Regions from separate parts of the Homo sapiens genome. Here regions 1 and 3 are each linked to region 2. A link is a loop called in an ENCODE intact Hi-C map of the cell type or tissue named here. Cell type or tissue: MCF 10A. All regions are shown on one strand.

Region 1 (8,000 bases), 110 kb before region 2:
TGCATACCATATACATTTACTCCCTCTCCATACATATAGTATAATATATATGGCATATATAATATATACTATTATATATTATATTATGAATACATATTATATATAGCATACATTTATAGTAAATAAATATATAGTAAATATATATTTACTATATATAATGTATATATTTAATAATGTAATAATATAACATAAAAATCTTTGTATGTCTTCTTTTAATTCAATTCAATCTCCCTTAATTTCTTTATATTCATTCAAAATCAATTTTTCTTGAATTGTTAAGTGCATCCCTTAACCCAGAATTTTTTAAAAATCTTATTAAAAATATAACTATTCAAAACAGGAGATGGTACTCTGTTGTTCCTAGTTCTAGAGTTTAAAGGTGACCCCATTCTGACTGATAGCTGTTGAGATATTTCCTGTCTAACCTCAGTTGTCCTTCACACAGTGTTCAATCTGTGTGGCATGTTTGGAAAAAGCAGACTCGCAGCACAATGCTAAAACTTCTGCCTCAGAACCATTGAGCTCCAAGGCATTTGTTTGCCTTAAGGGTGGACATAGCTCAACACAGCTCAACTGATTTCCCATGTTCTTAATAGGTGTAAGGTGGATATCATTATATGAGAAATAATGTAAGACATGCTTCTAATAGGACCCTGAAGGTGAGTTAAAGTGACAGGGCACCCATTACTGCCTTTAATAGGACATTAAAGCCTGGACACCCTGAACACCATTTTATCAGGGAACAGGCAGCAAATTCATCTAGAATTCTCAAATCTGCCACATCCTGAAATGTAGTTCCATGAGAGTGCAACTTTACACCCAATCGGTCTCATTGTATTTCCTTTTATGATCATAGGAATACATTTGATATTTCTAAATCATACCATGCTAAAAATGAGATTTCCATACTAAAAATGGTAAAAGAAATGGATCATCAGGTAGACAAGTAGGAAAAAAAGAAAAGAAATTAAGTCTTGCTATTCTGTTTTCATTACCCTGCTTGGAGTCCCAATTTGGATACTAAACGAATCCTATCAAGTAAATATATATATTTACTCTTGGTGTTGGCTAACATGGTGAAACCCCGTCTCTACTAAAAATACAAAAAATTATCCGGGCGTGGTGGCGGGCGCCTGTAGTCCCAGCTACTCGGGAGGCTGAGGCAGGAGAATGGCGTGAACCCCGGAGGCGGAGGTTGCAGTGAGCTGAGATCGCGCCACTGCACTCCAGCCTGGGCGACAGAGCGAGACTCCGTCTCAAGAAAAAAAAAAAATTGCTTTAATGCCCTGATGTTTATAGATACAGTATCAAATAAGAGAAATAAGTCTGTGTATTGCCTTCTGACAATTCATATTTATAATTCATCTATCAATAGAAATTGATTATAGGATCATAATACCCTGAAAAATGCAATATTATACTTATGTACAACAGTAAACATAATATGTGCTTCTGTCATGGGTTTTAATATTTCAGGCGCAGTTAGGCACAGTGAAATGTTTAGGAATAACTGTTCTTAGACGTTTTACTGTGCCTCATAAACCATGTCAACTGAGCCATGGTTGAAGACTGAATGGAATATTTCAATTAATTATTGACAGATTGTTACAGTGACTCAAGAGAACCAGTCAAGCAACAATGACAATATATTTTCTCCTCTTAACTACCCCAACACCTAAAATATTCATTTTTAGGAAAATATACATACTAACTTAACAGCATAACTGAAAATATTTTATATTAAAGCTTATTTTCCCATTAGAGTTGCTTTGATTTTTGAACTAATTGCGGAAAATTGCAAGGACAAGGTTAACTTAGAGGATTTTTTTGACACCATTATATGTAATCTTTTTTAAATTTAACTTTAAGTTCTGGGATACACGTGCAGAATGTGCAGGTTTGTTACACGGGTATACATGTGCCATGTTGGTTTGCTGCCTCTAACTTTGAGGATTTTTACATAAAATCACATAGCTAAAATCTAGGCATAAAGACATGTAAATGACTTCATTTTCATTTTCCTGAGCACCAACTTTAACTCTTTCTCAAATCAACTGTGGCATCTGTCAAGTACGTCTCATAGTAAGGAAGAATGAATTTTGGCACACTGTCGACATTAACAAAAATGGCAGTGGGAAAAATAGCTGTATTTTTGTATTTCCAAATGACCACTTAAAATAATCTCAAGTCTTTATTACATAAATTTTCTGATTCTCCTAGTCTCTTTGGCTTCATCTTTCTGTGTTAGGCCTTGTCAGTATCATCAGTTTACCTTTGGATAAGAGCTGTTCATCTGGGATGGTGTCTGGGCTGGCACACACCACACACAGAGCAAACACAGCTGCAGCGGCTCTCCCAGGCAGCATGCACCAACACTAACAGCACAGAGAAGTCCGCCACGGCGTTGTCTCCACGTGTGTCATCACACACACTGTCTTCAGTCATAAACTCAACAGAGCTCATCTGTTCTCCAAAAGGTTGTTGGAACTACATTGTTCTTGCATGATCTAGCAGCATTTGAGTTTCTAATACTTTAGCAAAATTATAAAAACATAAATGAACAGTCAGAGTCTTTTTGAAGGCTTGGAAGAAAAAGAATCTATTAGAGATGAAACCATGCTCACATAGATAAAATAATATTAAGGAAGTGTCTAGTATGAAATTCTGCTATTAAAAAATGGTGTTGGGACCAGGTAGGGTGGCTCACACCCGTAACCTCTGTGGGGAATTACTTTGTGGGGGCCAAGGTGCGGGGATTACTTGAGGTCAGGAGTTCGAGACCAGCCTGGCCAACGTGGTGAAACCCCGTCTCTACTAAAAATACAGAAATTACCTGGTGGCAGGCACCTGTAATCCCAGCTGCTCAGGAGGCTGAGGCAGGAGAATCACTTGACCCCAGGAGGTGGAGGTTGCAGTGAGCCGAGATCACGCCACCGCACTCCAGCCTGGGCAAGGGAGCTAGACCCTCTCTCAAAATATATATATGTTATAATATATATATTATATATACACACACATAAAAATAAAAAAGGTGTTAGGAGTAGCTTAAGGTAGAAAATAAATAAATAGTATTAGATGCATTTTCTGAGACAAATGTAATTCAATTAGAATTGTCCGCTATTTACATTCAAAGTCAATTAATAATCCTATTCAATAAGCTGGCCGTGGCCTTTGCCTTATACTACAAAAATGTCATTAAGAATCAAATATAATCGACCCAAATTGTGTTAGTTCACCGCAAGTTTTTACACCTTGGATTTTGCATGCATGCTACAATGATAATAGCATCACTGTAGGCTAAAGCACTTCTGAATAAAATTGTTTTTATTAAAGTTTCAAAATTTTAAAATATTAAACTGTATGAAACAATATGACTTATTAATGGGCCAGTGATTTTACAGCATCTCCTAACACCCCATCTGTGGCCCAACAGTGGACCTCCACAGTAGTACATAAATGTATGTCAATTGGTTGTTACATAAACATATTCTACATAAAAATGTCTTTTGTTTTTCCAAGTATATACATTCTGTAACTCATGATTTGCCTTGTATTTGTTCAATCTTATTACTTATAGCTTTAAAATATATCACAATTAAATTGTATGTAGTTAGAAAAGGAGGACATTAGGAAAAATATATGTAATGAGAGAAGTCTTAGCCTTACAGAACAAGACAAACACTTCAGTCAGGCAAATTTACAAACAAGGCTGCAAGTCAGTCAATGTGGCTCAAGAGAAGGAGTTTCCTCAGAGCTCCTGGGACAGGGCACAGCTCATCACAGCCACTAGAGGCAGCTGACTGCTGCTCCACTCCTGAGCTCCCCAATTTTGTTTTCCTTTTTTTTTCTGGACACAATGGCTTCTTCTCTTTAATAATGCCTTCCTTCTGCCCCATAATTTCTATTTGCATGTGGCTTTGACTTGTTTTGGTGACAGCTCTATGTTAGTTTCACACTCACTAATACTTACTTTTTCTGAGACTTTTTGCTCAAATTTTCCAAAGAGAGTACATAAACAGCCCAGCCCCTGGATTAGTTTACCTTGAGACAAAACTCCATCGCAGGTCCAAACAGCTAAGGTGAGGGAGGCCAGGTCAAATAGCACATTCCTCTCCACCTAGACCCACCTCTTTAAAAGTGATTGCAGGCTGTGGACAATATTTTTAAAATGAGACACAGGCTAAGCTAATACCCCACAGTGTACATCGTACAATAGAAAAATAGCTAAATACAGACAATTCATTAAAAAAATTCCGAAGATCATTATTATAAGAAAAAGCAATAATTAATGAAAATTGAGGGTTTAATTTCTACTATACAAATAGCATAGTAGATTTTCTTGAACTGTAATGATCTGGATCCAGGTTACTGCTGCACAAATGGAGAGGAACTGAAATATACTAGAAATAGACGTGGCTAGATACAGATATAGACACATATGTGTATGCACATTCTCTCCCAATATATACAGTTGATAGAGGTGAGAGAAAAAGTCCACTAATATTTCTATGAATTTATTTTTTGGTTAAAAAATGAATTTGGATACTATATTTTCATCTGATTTCTATTTTACAAGGCCCATAATGTAAGTATTTTTATTTCACTACTGTTAGATATTCCCTGAGAAAGAAAGAGACACTTGACATGTGAGAAATATCACATTTGCAAATGGATGTTTTTTGAAAAATATCAATGTTCTATTGTCTCTAGAATTAGAACATTGTTAAAAAATACATTTTGGCAATAACGAAGTGATTAGTCATCTGTGGGGTACAAGATAACAATACAAGAAACTAACCTTACTGAAAAGGTGGTGGATGGCATGTGATTGCTCTACATGCATCCCTTCAATCAATACCAGAATAGCTTTGGAGGCAGGTACAACGGTCATTATCTAAATTTTATAAAAGAAACTTAAATAGACAAAAGTTGTTTTCCCAAGGATACAGGGCTAGTAAATTAAATGGTGGGAGCCAGATTCAAACCCAGTTTTAATTTCAGAGGAAGCCATTGTTGGCCTCTGACTTTAAATTCCAGATAAATGGAAATAAGCCCATGTTATGGATATTCTAGCAATTTTGCAGAGTAACTCTAATGACACCTGTATTCTCTGTGTTATTATACTGAAATAGTCTATAGATACTCAGTATAAAGATACTGCAATGAAGAGTTGTATGGATTTTTAAAATTTTTATACACAGTTTTTGAAGACAATGTTTTAAAAATCATTGAGAATATTGGGTCATTTTGTTTTCATAGTCATGCCTTCCCCTAAAGAAATCCTTTTGTTAGAAGATAAATTAGGAGGCACATTGTTTAGAAGTAGACATAGAAAGATGGATTTAACAATCTGCCTAATTATGTTATTTCTTCTTTTTTGTTGTCTCTGTGTTCGTGCATGTGCATTTTTTATGTGACTAAGGATATCCAGAGAGTGGAACGGTAATGAGAAGTACAACAAATGGGTAGAATCATTTTGTTTGCATTATAATCCATACATGACTGATGTAGTACGGGAAAATAAACTTCTAATTGTGGTCCTTGGTCCTAGGACCAAACTCATGATCAAAACCACTCAGATAAAAAGTATCCAGTCAGAGTAAGGTGGTTGTTTAAGAGAAAATGGGATTTTTGGGGATGCTGGAAGTCAGAGAGCAAAGACAATGTTCAAAAACACGTGGTCTCTGACTTCCCCTTCTCTCCAAGAATGGAAAGTTGGCTGCCGATGCTGTGGTTAGTTTACAAAGCAGGGAAGGCCTATGTTGGTGAGCATGTACTTAAACTGAGTGTGAGTGTGGCCTCGCTGCATGGGGAGTAGCTGCATCCCACGTGCACTAGAGAATGCAAATGCCAAAACCAACACCAAAACAACAGCCCTCTCAAAAATGCTTTATTCGCTTCTACTCTACATGTATGATCATTTTGAGACAGGAAAATAGGGCCTGGGTGCAGGGAACCTAGGGAATTCACAGAACTAAATCAAGCTCTGTGACCAAGTAAATAACTCTAACTCTACTTCAGCCATGCCAGGAAACATCTTCATTTGCATAGGGTGTACACCAAGGAAATCACTTTGTACCCTCACTTCATTCTCTTTATTTGCATAGGGTGTACACCAAGGAAATCACTTTATAACCTCACTTCACCTCTTCATTTACATACAACGGAAGCCATGTCACCAATGGGAAACCTCTAGAGGGTATTTAAACGACAGGAAATTCTGAACATGCCTTTGAGCTGCTTGCTCGGCCCCTCCCACCCTGTGTCGTGTACTTTCATTTTCAATACATCTCTGCTTCTGTTGCTTCATTCTTTCCTTGATTTGTTTGTGCATTTTGTCCAACTCTTTGTTCAAAATGTCAGAACCTGGACACCCTCTACCAATAACAGTTTCATTTAAGGAAAGTTTCTGTACTCTTGGCTAAGTAAGTCAGAAACTTATTTTAATCTTACAATGAGTACAGGTGGTATCTTCCTACCCATTCCTAACCTACTTATGAACCCCGCTTTGGAAGGTGACAAAACGCCTCACCAAGCCTCAGAAAGAAGAGGCCTGCTTAGCAGCATTACAATCAATAGTATTTATAAAAAGCTATCACGAGGTCGAGTGCGGTGGCTCACACCTGTAATCCCAGCACTCTGGGAGGCTGAGGTGGGCGGATCACGAGGTCAAGAGATGGAGACCATTCTGGTCAACATGGTGAAACCCCATCTCTACTAAAAATACAAAAATTAGCTGGGCGTGGTGATGCTTCCCTGTAGTCCCAGCTACTCAGGAGGCTGAGGCAGGAGAATCGCTTGAACCCGGGAGGCAGAGGTTGCAGTGAGCCGAGATTGTGCCACTGCACTCCAGCCTGGGTGACAGAGCGAGACTCTGTCTCAAAGAAAAAAAAAAAAATGCTACCATTAAAACAGTAGTGACAGAGAGGAGAGGCAATGCCATTACATGAGACCAGGGGAAGCATTATTTGTGGTTCTAGACGGACTGTGACAGAAGTTGTTTGCTCAGACAAAGCCCATCAGAGTCAAATACTTTCAGATTAATACCTTGCTTAAGTTATTACAGCATGGATGGTATGCGATGTTTAGGCTCACCTATTTAATCATAAAAAGTGTCTATGCATATCAACTAATTAAAACTACATAAGTTAAAAGAAATATTTTTATATTAAATCTATTAATCTACTGGTAATTATATTTAATGGTCAAAATCATAATATTCTAATTCATTATTTTATGCACAAAAACTTGGGGATAGAGTCTAAATAGTGGTTGAATGGATGATGAATATATCACTAAACAAAACAAATGAATCAATATGTTCTCAGGGGCCTCCTAGTCCCTAAATTCACAAAACTCACAAAAGAGAAAGACAAAAAGCAAAATTTACTTAGAGAATGCTTAGCATTTAAAGCCCCAAATTCCTATAGGTCGCATCTAATAAAGTTGTACTAGCATTCCAAAAGTATGGAAGCTGAGTAGAGGAAAATGGTAACACCACAGCAATGCAGTCAGCCATAACCATGATGTGGAAAACTTTAAAACAAACGGCTCAAATTCATACGTCGTTGAAAAAGGATACATTGTTAAGAAAAAAGTAGCCTGTGTTGAAGTGAATAGTTAATGTATTTTGTAACAATTATTTTAAAAATGGAATACTCAAATTCTTACACGCTGCTTCTACAGAGGCTGACTATACAATACATAAATTAAAAAATAAAATAAGCAGATTTCTCTGCTTCATATATTTTGACCTCTTCTGTGTGTACTTTTAAATTTTTTGAACCTAAGCATGCTTTTAAAATCAATTAAACATTTTATATAAACTGATAAGTAAACATATCCAAGAGTGGAAGTTGGAAGACAATGAAAATGTCTACCTTGGATATGAGGAGGCCATCAGGGAGAAATGTACTATGGAAATATTTTTAAAACTCAGGAATAAATTGTGTCCCTCACATCAGAAATACTAAGTCACATGGTCTGAAGGAAATCCTGCA
Region 2 (8,000 bases):
CTTTTCTGTTGCATTCAGAGACACTATTTTCTATCTCCCTTCCCTATAGTGAGATACAAACCATAGGATCATCTCAATAGATGCAGAAAAAGCTTTTGAAAAAATCCAACATCCCTTTATGATAAAATCTTCAACAGACCAGGCATCAAAGGAACACACCTGAAAATATTAAGAGCCATTTATGACAATCTCACAGCCAACATCATGCTGAATGTTCTATAGAAAGGATGTTTTCTATCTCTCTTCTCATCAGTGGCTTTATACTTTTATGTAAAGGGAAAAATAGCATAAACAACTGTTGTTTCCTAAAGTTTTGATTCAGGGGAGCAAAGATCCTTGAAGCAGGAAAATAGTAAGTGTCTTGCTGTCTAGAAGGCAGAATGGGAGAGACCTGGGACAGAAAATTCAAAGAGCAAAACAAAAACCAACACCTCAAAAAAGTATTCTACCACCACGGTAATTAAGAACTTTGACAAGCCTGGCTCAAATCCTGGCCTTGCCATTTACATGTTGTCTGACCTTGAACAAGACATTTGACCTGCTTTTTTTTTTCCAACATTGTATTGAAAAATAATATGTATATATAAATATATATGCTAATATACTTAGAGAAAAGTACCCCTCCTTAAGTGCATAGCTCAGCATATTTTGAGCACAGACGTCCAGAAAAACAAGGGTGCAAGCACCCATAAGCCCCTCCCCTTGCTCTTTCTGGCCATCGCTGCCCCCGCTAAGGTGACCCCCTCCTGACTCGCATAGCTCAGAATAGTTATTCTTCGCTCCGGTGCGCACCGTTACTTCAGTTCTTTTTGCTTCCTTTATGACACAGGGATTATCGAAGTACCTTCATCCTGGTGTTGTTACGACAAGTAAACAAATTAATATTTTAAAAATGTTTAGAACAGCCTATGCATAGTAGGCAGAGTGCATTTGTTAAATAAAAATAAAACACATATTCTAGAAAAATTAATGGTTTAATATAAGTTGTGTGACCCTAAACCTATGAATTGTGGTTAAAAACAGATTGACACATGAAGAAGTAAATGATGACCTACCCTAGATAAATAAAAATTCAGCTTCACAAATGTTTCATTCACTCCTACATGGTGACCCTAGAATAACGTTACACAGATTTCTTAGGTTGGTTTGACGGAAAGAAAATGTAAGCGTACATATATGTCTCAATAGTGATTGAATATGGTTTCCTTCTGAAACCATCACTTTGTCCTATTGTGAAAAAGTTACGCATTATATCATGTGTCACTTTAAAGAACCTCTAGATATTGTTCAAATTCATTTGTTGAATAAGAAATTTGTATATTGCTCATACACACACATTTTTAATTTATAAAATGTAAGCTTAATAGGGCTGCAAGTTTTTGGATTACATAAGTGTGGTTATTGGAATTAAGAAAAATACCCATAGTAAAGAGAATGTACCTGGAATTGCTGAGGCTGCCATGAGATTAAAGCAGTTTACTACATTCTAAAAAGGGCATGGGATCAACATTAAGAATCCTGTTTCATTTATCACCATTTCATGGAATTGATTTTCTGTCCTTAGAAATGAGGATATTTTGTGACTGAGCCACCAGAAGACAGCATGGCTGGACTCTAAATACTTCTTTTAAAAAAGTGAAGAAAAAAGAGAGCAGGTTTTTTTCCCCAAGCTTAAAGAACAGTGTATACATTAAGACATCATTTCATGTAAACTATATGATCTTTTACTCTCCTTTTTTGCTTATTATTGAATATCTATTATATGATTGCTTTAGTTTTCTGAAAATCTATTTCACAAGAACATTATGTTTCTAGATAATCAGTGACATGGCACAAGCAAACACTTACTCAGAAGATTCAACATCCAACGTTCCATTTAGAAATGATGCCAGGGTGACTGACAACGCTGAACTTCAAAGGTGTGAGATAGGGAAAGTCATTAATAATCAAACTGAAAAACACATTATGTCAAGTTTAGAAGTAGCCGTTGCAGAAGGTGAGTCTCTGAAGTTTCATTTCTACAAATGAACGGCCAGTATTTGTGGACTCTATGGAGAGCCCAGAAAGCAAAGAAAAGTAGTAGCACATATTTGGCAAACATCCTGTTGTTTAAGCAGATTTGTTTTTATGTCGCTGAGAAGAACTACTTGAAATTTTTCAGCGAGGAGAGCTTTGCAGTAAACACTTCTAGTTTATTAGAAGTAGTGCAGGATCGCGAGTATGCAGCCTATGCAGTTGAATGGACCCCTGCTCTCGGAAGAGCCTCACACGTGTTCTGCTGAATTTTCTGCAATTAATTCATCAAGATTTAAATTAAACAAAGACCGATTTGTACCTCCAATGGGCCAGACACTGTACTGAGTATCACTATGGAAACAACAGTAAACACTAAATGTGGTCCCTGCCCTCAGGCACTAATTCAATAGAAAGCAATATAGAAAATTAGACAAAGGAGTAAGTACAATGAATGTGATGAAGTGTTACGACTATGTGTAGTCTACTATAAGAGACAGACATATCGTGGCTATAAGATTAATGACAGCCATAAGGCCACCTTGACATCTCACAGTGCCTACACTATGTATCACTTAGCAACTTAATGTCACCTGGCTTGGGGATTTCCAATTCTGGCCCAGGGGTTACCAGAACTCTATGACAAGGGGACCTAAAACCCCTGTTGCCCTAGAGACAAGGCCACCTCAGCACAGATGCCAATTTCATAAGCCTTGAAACAAAGTTTACCCTTAAAGAATGGCTGAAATCCTCTTCACAAAAGAAAGCCCTAGTAACTGACCTGGATTGAATACAGGTGTAAGAAGGAGGAAGAGTCCCCCAAATATTGAAAATGGTCTCTGGCTGGAAGTCCTCTGGTTAGTCAGTCTTCTGACCCCGACTGTGTGTGGCCCATGCCACAGCCGACTCCTACTAACCCTCCTGTAAGGGCACTGCCAGAAGAAAGTGCTTGAGCATCAGACGGTGTCTAAGGCTCATCTATGACAAGAATCGAGCTGCAGGGGAGAAGTCGCCCCTGGGGGAAGGCTGATTAACTAGAACCACTCAAGATCCTCGAATGTGACACTAAATATAATTGTATAATAAGAAAAGACACAATGCACAAACAGCCTGTAGGCATTGGCTAGCAGGGGACCACACAGCAGAGAACAGTTTATGTAAGGAAGTAGTTTATGAAAAAGTGAGTGGACATTTAAACAATGGAGAAGGCAAATATTCATTTCCTCAATCTGCTGTATTAGGAGACGTGGAACTTTGAAAATAGAAAAGTAGAACATTACCTGGAAGGCAAACATCATCTTATATAGATTGTGTAAGAACTTATTAGTGACCGAATAAGAGAGAGAGAAACCAAGAAAGGGAGAAACCGAGAGAAACTAAGAGGGAGAATATGATGGAGCAGGTGAATACCTGGAAGCATCAGTGCTCAGACATCCTGGGATTTCTATAATCACCTGAATTTCCTGATTTCCTGAGGTCTGTCTCACTGAAACTCTCTCTCAGTCCAATTTCTTGGGTCCAGTTTTAATGCCATTTTAATTCATCAGCAAGCTCTCCTTAGGGATTTGCCATTTGGGTCACAGAACGTGTTTGCCTCTTTCCCTGGTTCCGTTGAACTGTGAGTGGCCCTGGTTATGGCACACACTTTACCTGTGACAATTGCACCTGAACACAGCAGAGCTACTTGGCTGTAAATGAAACAGCCAATCTCTTATTTAGTTACAATGTCAGTGTAAAATGCAAACATGTTTTGAATCAAATGTATGTTATTAAATCGCTGAATGGTGGAAAAAGGGGAAAATAATATGTGGATATTTCAAGATTTTTAAAAATAAATGGAGTTGAGGAAAAAAGTCATTCAAAAACTAGTTTTTGTGATACTTCTAGCTTCTTAGCAAAGATACTGGATTCGACAGCTCAAAGAAATTTCTAAGAAGTTTCCAAACCTAAAATTTAAAACGCTAAGCGGATTCCTTTTCCTTTATGATTGCAACGTTCGAACAACATTCTGTGTGAGTGTTCATTGTCTGGTGATCTGTAATGATAGGGTTTCTGGCCAGATTCTTGACAATATCAATAAACACATTTCCTATCAACCGCAGTCTCACTCCCCTGGACATTGTGACATAAACACTAGTTGGTTAAATCCAGTCTCAGCTATTCTCTGAGAATGCCAAACTGAAACCACGTTGCACACTCGCAACGTGGCCCCAGGGGAGCCGCGGCCTGGCAACGCGCGCATCCTGTGGTAGTTCAGGAGCGCCACCTGTCGTGGAGAAGGAGAAAAGCAGGGCAGGGAAGACATTCTACATTTATTCTATTTTGGTGACATATATTCAAATAAAGGACGTATTTTCTTCTACAACTGTATTTTGCCCATTTGCTGTTTGATGATGTCTTACTAAAATGTTAAAGCGTGTTTACTGACTATAAATCGATAGTAAGTATCTTTTACAGAAAGAAAGAAAGGAAGAGAGAAAAGAGAAAGAAAGAAAAGAGAGAGGAAGGAAGGAAAACAACACTTGTCTTACCTTTATAGAAATTCCTGTGTTCAAACACTGTTCATTATATTTTTTCTTTAAATAATACCCTTAAGAAATGTACAGTTCTAAAACCCTACAACAATTTGTGTTTTTGTGGTTAAATAAACCAGTGTGAACTGTTTAAATAAACCATGAGGGCTTCATAACAGAAATTCAAATGCCCGGGTTGTGCTTGATCGTTACACAGGGTTTCAGCTGTGGTTTGCAGATTCTTGTAAACTAAACCTCATGGGAAGAGCCCACATTGACAGCTCATTTGTGAACCTTGAGGACAGAAGGCACTGAACTGCCGCCCGAAAACACTCTTCTCATTCTTAAATGTCTCTTCCATACATTCCAAGTTCCTAAAGGCATTCAACATAGCAAATGCTCTAGAAGCTATTTCTGAGTCATAAACCCAGTGACGTGAGCCAAGGTCTTCAAAGGAGACTCTCCTAATCTAAAAGCCTCTGTTCAGTGAGTGCTCCTACTTTCCGTGGCACCCAGCCTTCTTTCTCTCCGTGCTCCTCTGCATTTACCATCTCGCAGGTCAGTCCCCACCCCTTTCTGTCATCAGCACCTCTGCACCTCTGGCTTCTTCCCCTGAAGGCAGCCTGTCTGGCTGCTTCTCATCCATCAGCTCTCAGCTCACATGTCGACACTGCAATAGAAATTAGGCCTACCTATCTATTTGATTCCAACAACTCACTGTAATTCGCAACTATTCTATTTATTTTCTCTAATTTTTTCCTGGTGTGTTGCATATTTCCCTCTCCAAAATAGAAACTTGACCAATACAGCCCCTTAACTACCTTATTTACCGTTTTGTTAGCAGCATATAGTAACATGCCCTGGGGAGATGTGTGCACAATAATATTTTTGGAGTGCTGAGATGAAGGCTTTTCTATCAGTCAAACTGAACAAAATGTCTGAGGCTCTTTTGATAGGCTTAAGCGGATGTAAATAACTCTATATCATTGTAGCACGGTTTGCTGAAAGGCAACTCATGGGCTATAAAGGCAGAGAATTAAGTGTGGAAGTTTATAGTATTAGTTTGGTGAATAATATTATGATAAACATTTAAACTTTCCCTGGAATTCTGCAGCTCTGGAATAATAGATAAAAGTGTTGATGTTTCTCTAGCACAGGTAATCTCAGTGCAACTGGAGAAAGTTTGAAGTTACTGAATATTTGGCTAACTGAATTTGCTAATCTGCTTAAATAACAACTCCCAAAGTCTTGATACCCTGGTCTTTTTAAACGTGGACTAACAAAAATTCGACTGACCGAAACTTTCATTTATATTCATCTGAATATACAGCATATTCTGAATATATAGACAGGGACACTGTAATATCCCCAAAATACACATTCCTGGAACATTGCATTCTACCAGTCTTCTGTGTTACCTATTTTATGTTAATTTTGGCTACGTTATATGTTCCAGAAGTACCAAGATTTTCTACTTAAACAGTAACAAGTGAGTTTCAGTTGGGGCTGTTTATTTATGAAAGCTGTTTCATAAATAAATAAAGCTGTTTATTTATGATAGCTGCAGCTATGAGAAGCACCATGGGAGGGAGTCTGCAAACTGGTAAGACAGGAAAAGTTTCTCATGGAAGAGTAAAAGCAAGACGTTGTTTGCTAGAAAAAGGATAAACAAGAAAAAGCTAGTGTGAAAGAAAACAAAAATAACATACATAAAAGGGAGCAAATATGTTCCCCTCTCCCTGGAAAAAACAATTGTCTTTTAGCCAATAGTAAAATTAGAAAAATAAAGATAGATAATAGACACTTTGCGATATTAAGTGAGAGGAATTGAATGTGAATTTTAGTATTCTGACTTTAAAAATCAAAAATCAGAAAACCTGTTTGATATCCTAATTTTTGTTTTGAATGTTTACTGAATTATTAAATCCGAAAATCTAGGAACCAATTGATGCTGAAATGGATAGAAGTAGCACGAGTGAAAACTGAAGCAGAGGCATCAGGAAGACGCATCCTCAGAAGCTGTAAGACAGCATGGCGTGGGAGACGGCCCCTCTGTTTCGTCTCCTCAAGTTCCGTGGCAGACTAGTAAGACTGAGTTTGACACCTTGGGAGAGACACGTCTGCCAAGTTTGTCATCCATTAAATTCACATTAAATGATAAGAGTTGACCACAGTAATGTTGAGAGTTGAATAATGTTACTCTAGAAAGAAGATAAGAATTGTTTTCATATATTTGAAGAATTTTTACAAGGTAGATATCCCAAACCAGAAATGTTATATAAACTAATAGCTGGGTAACTTCACACAAAGTTGAAATAACATGGATATAGCACAGTTTAAAGGGTGATCTTTCACATTAGTCAAGAATTTTTATCAGACAGATTCATGAATTTATAGCTTTTATAATAAAAATTATTTATTAAATGGGGTTGTTTATAGTTTGGACTAATTGAGTTCATAGATCAAGGGAAAAAGCAGAAAAAGAGGTTTACACTGTGTTCTTAAAATCTTGAGTTTTTGTGTTCCTAAAGGACACATTTTAGTGAAAAAAATGTTTAAAAATTTATCTGGAAATTAGAATGTTTAAGGCCTAAATTCCCAAATTAGCCATGCTCAGATGACTTGATCAAAATGCCACATAAATCAATAATTTAAAATGGCTAGTTATGTGAACAAACAGATCTGAGCAAATTTTAGGTTTATTAACAAGGGAAAGAAAGAAAAAAGAAAACAAGAAAGGGGAGGAGGAAAGACAAGAAAGAAACTTGCTGAAGGCAACACATTGTAAGGCAACAGTAATTCTGGGAACAGGGAACTATTTGTTCTCGTGGGTAAGTGTGCATCTGCATCCATTTGTGTGTGCGAATAATATATGTTTGCTAAAACTTGAAAATGACATCATCCTTAAACATAAAAGTTTGTTAGTTTATTTAAATAATAAATTGAAATTGTGGCTGGGCATGGTGGCTCACACCTGTAATCCCAGCACTTTGAGAGGCCGAGGAGGGTGGATCACCTGAGACCAGGAGTTTAAGAACAGTCTGGCCAACATGGTGAAACCCTGTCTGCCCTAAAAATACAAAAATTAGCCAGGCATGGTGGTGCATGACTGTAATCCCACTACTTCAGAGGCTGAGGCAGGAGAATTGCTTGAACCTGGGAGGCGGAAATTGAAGTGAGCCGAGATCGCACCACTGCACTCCAGCCTGGGCAACAGAGAGACTCCATCTCAAAAAAAATAATAATAATAATAATAATAATGATGATGAATTGAAATTTTATTAAAAGTGAAAAGAATGTTTTATTGTCAAACATTTCTGTAGCTCACTCACTTGTAGAAACCATGTCTTTTTATTTGAGCCTGGCAGCTATGAACCTATTGTTATTTTTTCAGCTACAAAGTGATGTAAACAAATGTATCTATTAACATAAGTTTGCAAACTAGGCATTCTCAGGGCTGTGGTAGGGTAGGTA
Region 3 (8,000 bases), 59 kb before region 2:
CTAAAAGAGCTCCTGAAGGAAGCACTAAACATGGAAAGGAACAACCGGTACCAGCCGCTGCAAAATCATGCCAAAATGTAAAGACCATCAAGACTAGGAAGAAACTGCATCAACTAATGAGCAAAATCACCAGCTAACATCATAATGACAGGATCAAATTCACACATAACAATATTAACTTTAAATATAAATGGACTAAATTCTGCAATTAAAAGACACAGACTGGCAAGTTGGATAAAGAGTCAAGACCCATCAGTGTGCTGTATTCAGGAAACCCATCTCACGTGCAGAGACACACATAGGCTCAAAATAAAAGGATGGAGGAAGATCTACCAAGCCAATGGAAAACAAAAAAAGGCAGGGGTTGCAATCCTAGTCTCTGATAAAACAGACTTTAAACCAACAAAGATCAAAAGAGACAAAGAAGGCCATTACATAATGGTAAAGGGATCAATTCAACAAGAGGAGCTAACTATCCTAAATATATATGCACCCAATACAGGAGCACCCAGATTCATAAAGCAAGTCCTGAGGGACCTACAAAGAGACTTAGACTCCCACACATTAATAATGGGAGACTTTAACACCCCACTGTCAACATTAGACAGATCAACGAGACAGAAAGTCAACAAGGATACTCAGGAATTGAACTCAGCTCTGCACCAAGCAGACCTAATAGACATCTACAGAACTCTCCACCCCAAATCAACAGAATATACATTTTTTTCAGCACCACACCACACCTATTCCAAAGTTGACCACATAGTTGGAAGTAAAGCTCTCCTCAGCAAATGTAAAAGAACAGAAATTATAACAAACTATCTCTCAGACCACAGTGCAATCAAACTAGAACTCAGGATTAAGAATCTCACTCAAAGCCGCTCAACTACATGGAAACTGAACAACCTGCTCCTGAATGACTACTGGGTACATAACGAAATGAAGGCAGAAATAAAGATGTTCTTTGAAACCAACGAGAACAAAGACACCACATACCAGAATCTCTGGGACGCATTCAAAGCAGTGTGTAGAGGGAAATTTATAGCACTAAATGCCTACAAGAGAAAGCAGGAAAGATCCAAAATTGACACACTAACATCACAATTAAAAGAACTAGAAAAGCAAGAGCAAACACATTCAAAAGCTAGCAGAAGGCAAGAAATAACTAAAATCAGAGCAGAACTGAAGGAAATAGAGACACAAAAAACCCTTCAAAAAATCAATGAATCCAGGAGCTGGTTTTTTGAAAGGATCAACAAAATTGATAGACCACTAGCAAGACTAATAAAGAAAAAAAGAGAGAAGAATCAAATAGACACAATAAAAAATGATAAAGGGGATATCACCACCGATCCCACAGAAATACAAACTACCATCAGAGAATACTACAAACACCTCTACGCAAATAAACTAGAAAATCTAGAAGAAATGGATACATTCCTCGACACATACACTCTCCCAACACTAAACCAGGAAGAAGTTGAATCTCTGAATAGACCAATAACAGGCTCTGAAATTGTGGCAATAATCAATAGTTTACCAACCAAAAAGAGTCCAGGACCAGATGGATTCACAGCCGAATTCTACCGGAGGTACAAGGAGGAACTGGTACCATTCCTTCTGAAACTATTCCAATCAATAGAAAAAGAGGGAATCCTCCCTAACTCATTTTATGAGGCCATCATCATTCTGATACCAAAGCCGGGCAGAGACACAACCAAAAAAGAGAATTTCAGACCAATATCCTTGATGAACATTGATGCAAAAATCCTCAATAAAATACTGGCAAACCGAATCCAGCAGCACATCAAAAAGCTTATCCACCATGATCAAGTGGGCTTCATCCCTGGGATGCAAGGCTGGTTCAATATACGCAAATCAATAAATGTAATCCAGCATATAAACAGAGCCAAAGACAAAAACCACATGATTATCTCAATAGATGCAGAAAAAGCCTTTGACAAAATTCAACAACCCTTCATGCTAAAAACTCTCAATAAATTAGGTATTGATGGGACGTATTTCAAAATAATAAGAGCTATCTATGACAAACCCACAGCCAATATCATACTGAATGGGCAAAAACTGGAAGCATTCCCTTTGAAAACTGGCACAAGACAGGGATGCCCTCTCTCACCGCTCCTATTCAACATAGTGTTGGAAGTTCTGGCCAGGGCAATCAGGCAGGAGAAGGAAATAAAGGGTATTCAATTAGGAAAAGAGGAAGTCAAATTGTCCCTGTTTGCAGACGACATGATTGTTTATCTAGAAAACCCCATCGTCTCAGCCCAAAATCTCCTTAAGCTGATAAGCAACTTCAGCAAAGTCTCAGGATACAAAATCAATGTACAAAAATCACAAGCATTCTTATACACCAACAACAGACAAACAGAGAGCCAAATCATGAGTGAACTCCCATTCACAATCGCTTCAAAGAGAATAAAATACCTAGGAATCCAGCTTACAAGGGATGTGAAGGACCTCTTCAAGGAGAACTACAAACCACTGCTCAAGGAAATAAAAGAGGACACAAACAAATGGAAGAACATTCCATGCTCATGGGTAGGAAGAATCAATATCGTGAAAATGGCCATACTGCCCAAGGTAATTTACAGATTCAATGCCATCCCCATCAAGCTACCAATGACTTTCTTCACAGAATTGGAAAAAACTACTTTAAAGTTCATATGGAACCAAAAAAGAGCCCGCATCGCCAAGTCAATCCTAAGCCAAAAGAACAAAGCTGGAGGCATCACACTACCTGACTTCAAACTATACTACAAGGCTACAGTAACCAAAACAGCATGGTACTGGTACCAAAACAGAGATATAGATCAATGGAACAGAACAGAGCCCTCAGAAATAATGCCGCATATCTACAACTATCTGATCTTTGACAAACCTGAGAAAAACAAGCAATGGGGAAAGGATTCCCTATTTAATAAATGGTGCTGGGAAAACTGGCTAGCCATATGTAGAAAGATGAAACTGGATCCCTTCCTTACACCTTATACAAAAATCAATTCAAGATGGATTAAAGATTTAAACGTTAGACCTAAAACCATAAAAACCCTAGAAGAAAACCTAGGCATTACCATTGAGGACATAGGCGTGGGCAAGGACTTCATGTCCAAAACACCAAAAGCAATGGCAACAAAAGCCAAAATTGACAAATGGGATCTAATTAAACTCAAGAGCTTCTGCACAGCAAAAGAAACTACCATCAGAGTGAACAGGCAACCTACAACATGGGAGAAAATTTTCGCAACCTACTCATCTGACAAAGGGCTAATATCCAGAATCTACAATGAACTCAAACAAATTTACAAGAAAAAAACAAACAACCCCATCAAAAAGTGGGCGAAGGACATGAACAGACACTTCTCAAAAGAAGACATTTATGCAGCCAAAAAACACATGAAGAAATGCTCATCATCACTGGCCATCAGAGAAATGTAAATCAAAACCACTATGAGATATCATCTCACACCAGTTAGAATGGCAATCATTAAAAAGTCAGGAAACAACAGGTGCTGGAGAGGATGTGGAGAAATAGGAACACTTTTACACTGTTGGTGGGACTGTAAACTAGTTCAACCATTGTGGAAGTCAGTGTGGCGATTCCTCAGGGATCCAGAACTAGAAATACCATTTGACCCAGCCATCCCATTACTGGGTATATACCCAAATGACTATAAATCATGCTGCTATAAAGACACATGCACATGTATGTTTATTGCGGCACTATTCACAATAGCAAAGACTTGGAACCAACCCAAATGTCCAACAATGATAGACTGGATTAAGAAAATGTGGCACATATACACCATGGAATACTATGCAGCCATAAAAAATGATGAGTTCATGTCCTTTGTAGGGACATGGATGAAATTGGAAACCATCATTCTCAGTAAACTATCGCAAGAACAAAAAACCAAACACCGCATATTCTCACTCATAGGTGGGAATTGAACAATGAGATCACATGGACACAGGAAGGGGAATATCACACTCTGGGGACTGTGGTGGGGTCGGGGGAGGGGGGAGGGATAGCATTGGGAGATATACCTAATGCTAGATGACACGTTAGTGGGTGCAGCGCACCAGCATGGCACATGTATACATATGTAACTAACCTGCACAATGTGCACATGTACCCTAAAACTTAGAGTATAATAAAAAAAAAAAAATTAAAAAAAAAAAAATAAATTACCCAGTCTTAGGTATGTCTTTATTAGCAGCATGAGAACAGACTAACACACTGTTTTTTAATGTTTTATTACATTGAACTTTCATTCATTGAATCTATGATTTTCTTCACTTTTATGCCCATAATATTGAGTTTATAAATTTTAATGATTTTTTTTACACCTGATATTTAGCCTGCCTAGGCATAGTGAACACACATCCTGGTTCGCCTGGGAAAGTCCTTGTTTACTAGATGAATCACATGCATTACGTTGCCACCCTGTTCAAAGATATCTCAGCTTGGATTCATTCCATCTTACCCTGAGGCAGAACCTGAGACAAGGGTTTGCTGGTGTGTAGTTTATTGTGGGAAATAAACCACAGGGGCAAGTGATGGTGAAATAGGAAGAGTGAAATGGACAAGGAGAAAAGGCAACGCGAGGATGACTGCTAAGCTGAGTAATTCTAGTTACCTGGGGCAACTAGAGTCCTTCCCTCTGGGAGAACTCCAAAGAGACCATATAAAATGTGTTTCATTATTGTCTGTCTGAGACATAGAAGAATGGCTTTGTTTAACCACTAGTTCCCCATTAGACAAGGATTTCCAGAAAGTGTTTTATTCCCCCTCCTCTGAGGTCTGTGCATGCATCAGAAGGTCTGAGAAGTCCTACAGGAGTCCATACAGTGGCATTAGCAAGGAACAGCTTCCTATTGCAGTTGAGACAAGGTGCTGTCAGGCTAACGTGTGCATGTGCTTGCTGCAACAGACCTGGAGCAAAACTTTAGACCAAGTGTATGTGAGACACAGCATAGAAGATGTCTAAGCACAATTCCTCTCTTGCGCCACTTAGATATGCTAATATCCTGGGTTAATTACAATCTCCCATAAATAGCCCTGAACTCCACAAATTATTCAAAATCAGAGGCTTGTAGTAAGATAGTCTCTGCCGCTGCAGTTGGTCTCAAAATCGTGACTGATATTCACTCTCTCCCTCCTCTAACGTGCCTTCTGATGCTGCTCCACACTCAGCAGTGGGTCTAGGTTACTTGCCTGATAGGTGACACTGACCATCATCCACAAAGTAGCAAAGCTCTTATTTGCTTTAACCTTTGCCGAGCCAAAGTGGCGTCAGTTGCCCATGTATGGTTATTAGTGGAAATAGTCCACTAAGTACCAAGAAATAGTCCAGTGAATCCCCTGATTTTTGACCTATTCTTGTGACTCTCCTTGCATAGTAGCATCACTTGGTTTTCAGGGTAATCAGAGTTTAATTAATGCCTCCAATATGGTAACTCATTTCTTCTCCCACTGGCCCACTACAACAGGAAGACTGAGATGACAGGGTGGTGGTTCAGCTTCAGGATCAGTGACATTTATTCTGTCCCCTGATTCAAGGTGCATGCTCTGGAAACCAGACCCCTTATTCCAGCAGCACCTACGTTTGCTGGAAGAAAACACACATTCCACAAGTGGGTCATTGCAATGATGGTGAATGGGGCCAAACCTTCATGCATGGCTTGCTTTCCAGACCCGAGTATTTCCATAGGGACACTGCTTCAGATAATGGGTGTTGATTCGCTGCATGTACCTCATTTCTAAGGCAGCACCCCAGCCCCACAGGGTGTTGTCTGTGAGTGGTCACTGTAGATGAGTGTCCCATAGGCCAGGTGAGCGTTCTATTACACTGGCTGCTCAGGGTGGTGTGGTCAATGGAAAGACCAGCAGACCGTGGTCATGCCACACCTGCTTAATTATAAAGGAGGTTCCTTCTTTGAGGAGATTTAGGTAGGACTCCAGTTCAAACAGCCTGTCTGTAAGCCCTCGGAGGGTGGTGCTGACCAGCAGGCAGTGAGGACAGTCAGTGCTGGAGGATGAGCTGTCACCCTCGGAGGGCTGGAGGACTCTGAGGGAGTCACCTGCAGGCTTAGTCTCCATCCCTCCTGCCGCAGCGTCTCTGTTGGCGTCCTTTCTACCAAACAGGACGGTTATGGAAAGCATCAGGCGCTCCTACACCATGCAGGCCACGCTCTCTCTCCCATCTCCCTGTAGGGTGGATGCTTTCTGATGGGCAATTTCACGACACTTAACAATGCCCTTTCTGAACGGGATTTTTGTGGGGAAAAAAAAAAAGATGCCCATGATTTTTGTTCTGTCCTCTAAGTCCATTTGCACGCCTCTACCTTGGACCCCCTGACCCCAATCTTTCTGGATGGCTCCTTCCTGACCAACCCACTCGCCTCTAACCAGCTCTCCACCTGCTCACTCCAGCCTCTCCTGCTGCACCACGTCCGTGCCAGGTGCTCTGTGAGGCCCGGCTCCCCGGGATGGTTCCACTCACCACTGCCTTCCGCGCTGCTCCGGACAGAGCTGTAGCACGCAGCTGTCTATGCTTTGGATAACATGCCTCTGTTGGCCCCATGTATAAGCGAAGCTCAAGTGTCTTCCTTTCTGTTAACTGGTTGTAAGACCCACCTGCCAAGGCATAGATAGGTGCCTGGAGGATCCCCTCAGTGAAATGAAATGAGACACTAGAAAAAATGATATGCTTGCCTGAAAAGGGAAATAACGGGGAAATTTGAGGATCACAGCCTCTGCTCTTTTGGGAAGAAAGAAATGCCCTCTGCTGAAATGTTCTCATGCCGTCTTACTGTAAGTATTTATTGTCAGTATTGTCACAGGCTGTGAGAAAGCAATTAACATGCAGGATCCCTGAGTGGACCCGGATGAGGAGAAAAACGTGTAAAAGATAATTTGAGGTCAATTGGGTCAACTTACATGTGGACAATATTATTATAGCAATGTTAATTTCTGGAGTGTAGGACGTTAATGTGGTAATGATGGATATTGTGCAGGCTCTTCAGAGATACATGCTGATGTAAGGGTAAAGCATCTCTGTCTGCAACTTTAACAAGGATCAGCAAAACAAAGTTTATACACCTGCACGTGTGTGTGTGTTTGTGTGTAGGGAGAGGAAGAGCAAAAATGTAAAAAATATTACCAACTGGTGAACCCTCATGAAGGTTTTATATTTATATACCTTTCAGATTATTATTCTTTCCATTTTTCTCTTGGTTTAAAATTTTTAAAAATAGCTAACTGAAAAACAATGTAGAAAATATAAAAAACTTGGATAAAGAAATCAAAAGCATGGGGCTCATTAAATATTAAATTCCAAACAACAAAAAGAGAATTAATGAATTGTAAAATATATTTGAAGAAATTGTCCAAAATTCACCAGAGATAAGGAATATGAACAACAGATTATGAGGTATATCTCTTTCACTTATCATATTAATTGGTTTTATACTGCTATGGTTTTGTTGTCATATCTTAACTGCATTCATATATATATATCTATTTTGGAAGTAGAGGATAAATGAAATGTAATGTCTTTACATGTATAAGATTTCCATCTACTTCCCCCTAATTACTACTGAATTGGGTATCAAGTAGAATTCTCAACAAATAAGGTCTAATTAATTAATTACATTTACGAAGGATAACATTAAATAATTTCTTACGGCACAGTAATCCTGAGATATTTTGAATCAGTCACTGCCGCAGTTTGGAAAGAAAGTCTATACTGTAGTAATTGGTAACACTTTGGAGGCTGAAAAACACTGGCTTATAGTAATTATGATTTCTGAAAGCAGGCAAGGAGAAAGGAGGAAAACAGGATTTATCCTCATTGTGATTAAAATTATTTTAAGGAAAATGTTTTGAAAATTCGTACAATACCTTGCTAGTCTAAGTAAGAAATGTCAGTTGACAGATGTGATATATTCTACCCACGCCTCTGCCTTTAAGCAGC

The links. Hi-C counts contacts between places; a loop is a spot of excess contacts. Peaks named below come from ENCODE experiments on the same cell type or tissue, not always from the same donor. Only the 100,000 strongest peaks of a DNase experiment are listed, where the experiment ranks them.
Region 1: a loop joins it to region 2, with 5 times the contacts of the local background. A loop is called at or near these places in 2 of 110 quality-filtered maps.
Region 3: a loop joins it to region 2, with 4 times the contacts of the local background. A loop is called at or near these places in 2 of 110 quality-filtered maps.

The regions. Positions count from the first base shown.
Region 1 is chr4:189,086,598-189,094,597 of GRCh38, forward strand. All of the region lies in intron 1 of LOC105377612 (a long non-coding RNA gene), which reads right to left. Among named protein-coding and RNA genes, the nearest start is that of LINC02508, 310 kb to the left of the region's middle. In MCF 10A, a CTCF peak has its summit at 3,791 (motif pointing right); no DNase peak of the experiment used is centred here.
Region 2 is chr4:189,198,179-189,206,178 of GRCh38, forward strand. It overlaps LOC124900838 (a long non-coding RNA gene), which reads left to right and starts at 4,967. Exons shown (of 2, transcript XR_007058428.1): 1 at 4,967-5,084; 2 at 6,465-6,703. In MCF 10A, a CTCF peak has its summit at 4,289; a DNase peak (open chromatin) is centred at 4,213.
Region 3 is chr4:189,138,915-189,146,914 of GRCh38, forward strand. No RefSeq gene overlaps it. Among named protein-coding and RNA genes, the nearest start is that of LINC02508, 370 kb to the left of the region's middle. In MCF 10A, no CTCF peak of the experiment used is centred here; a DNase peak (open chromatin) is centred at 4,517.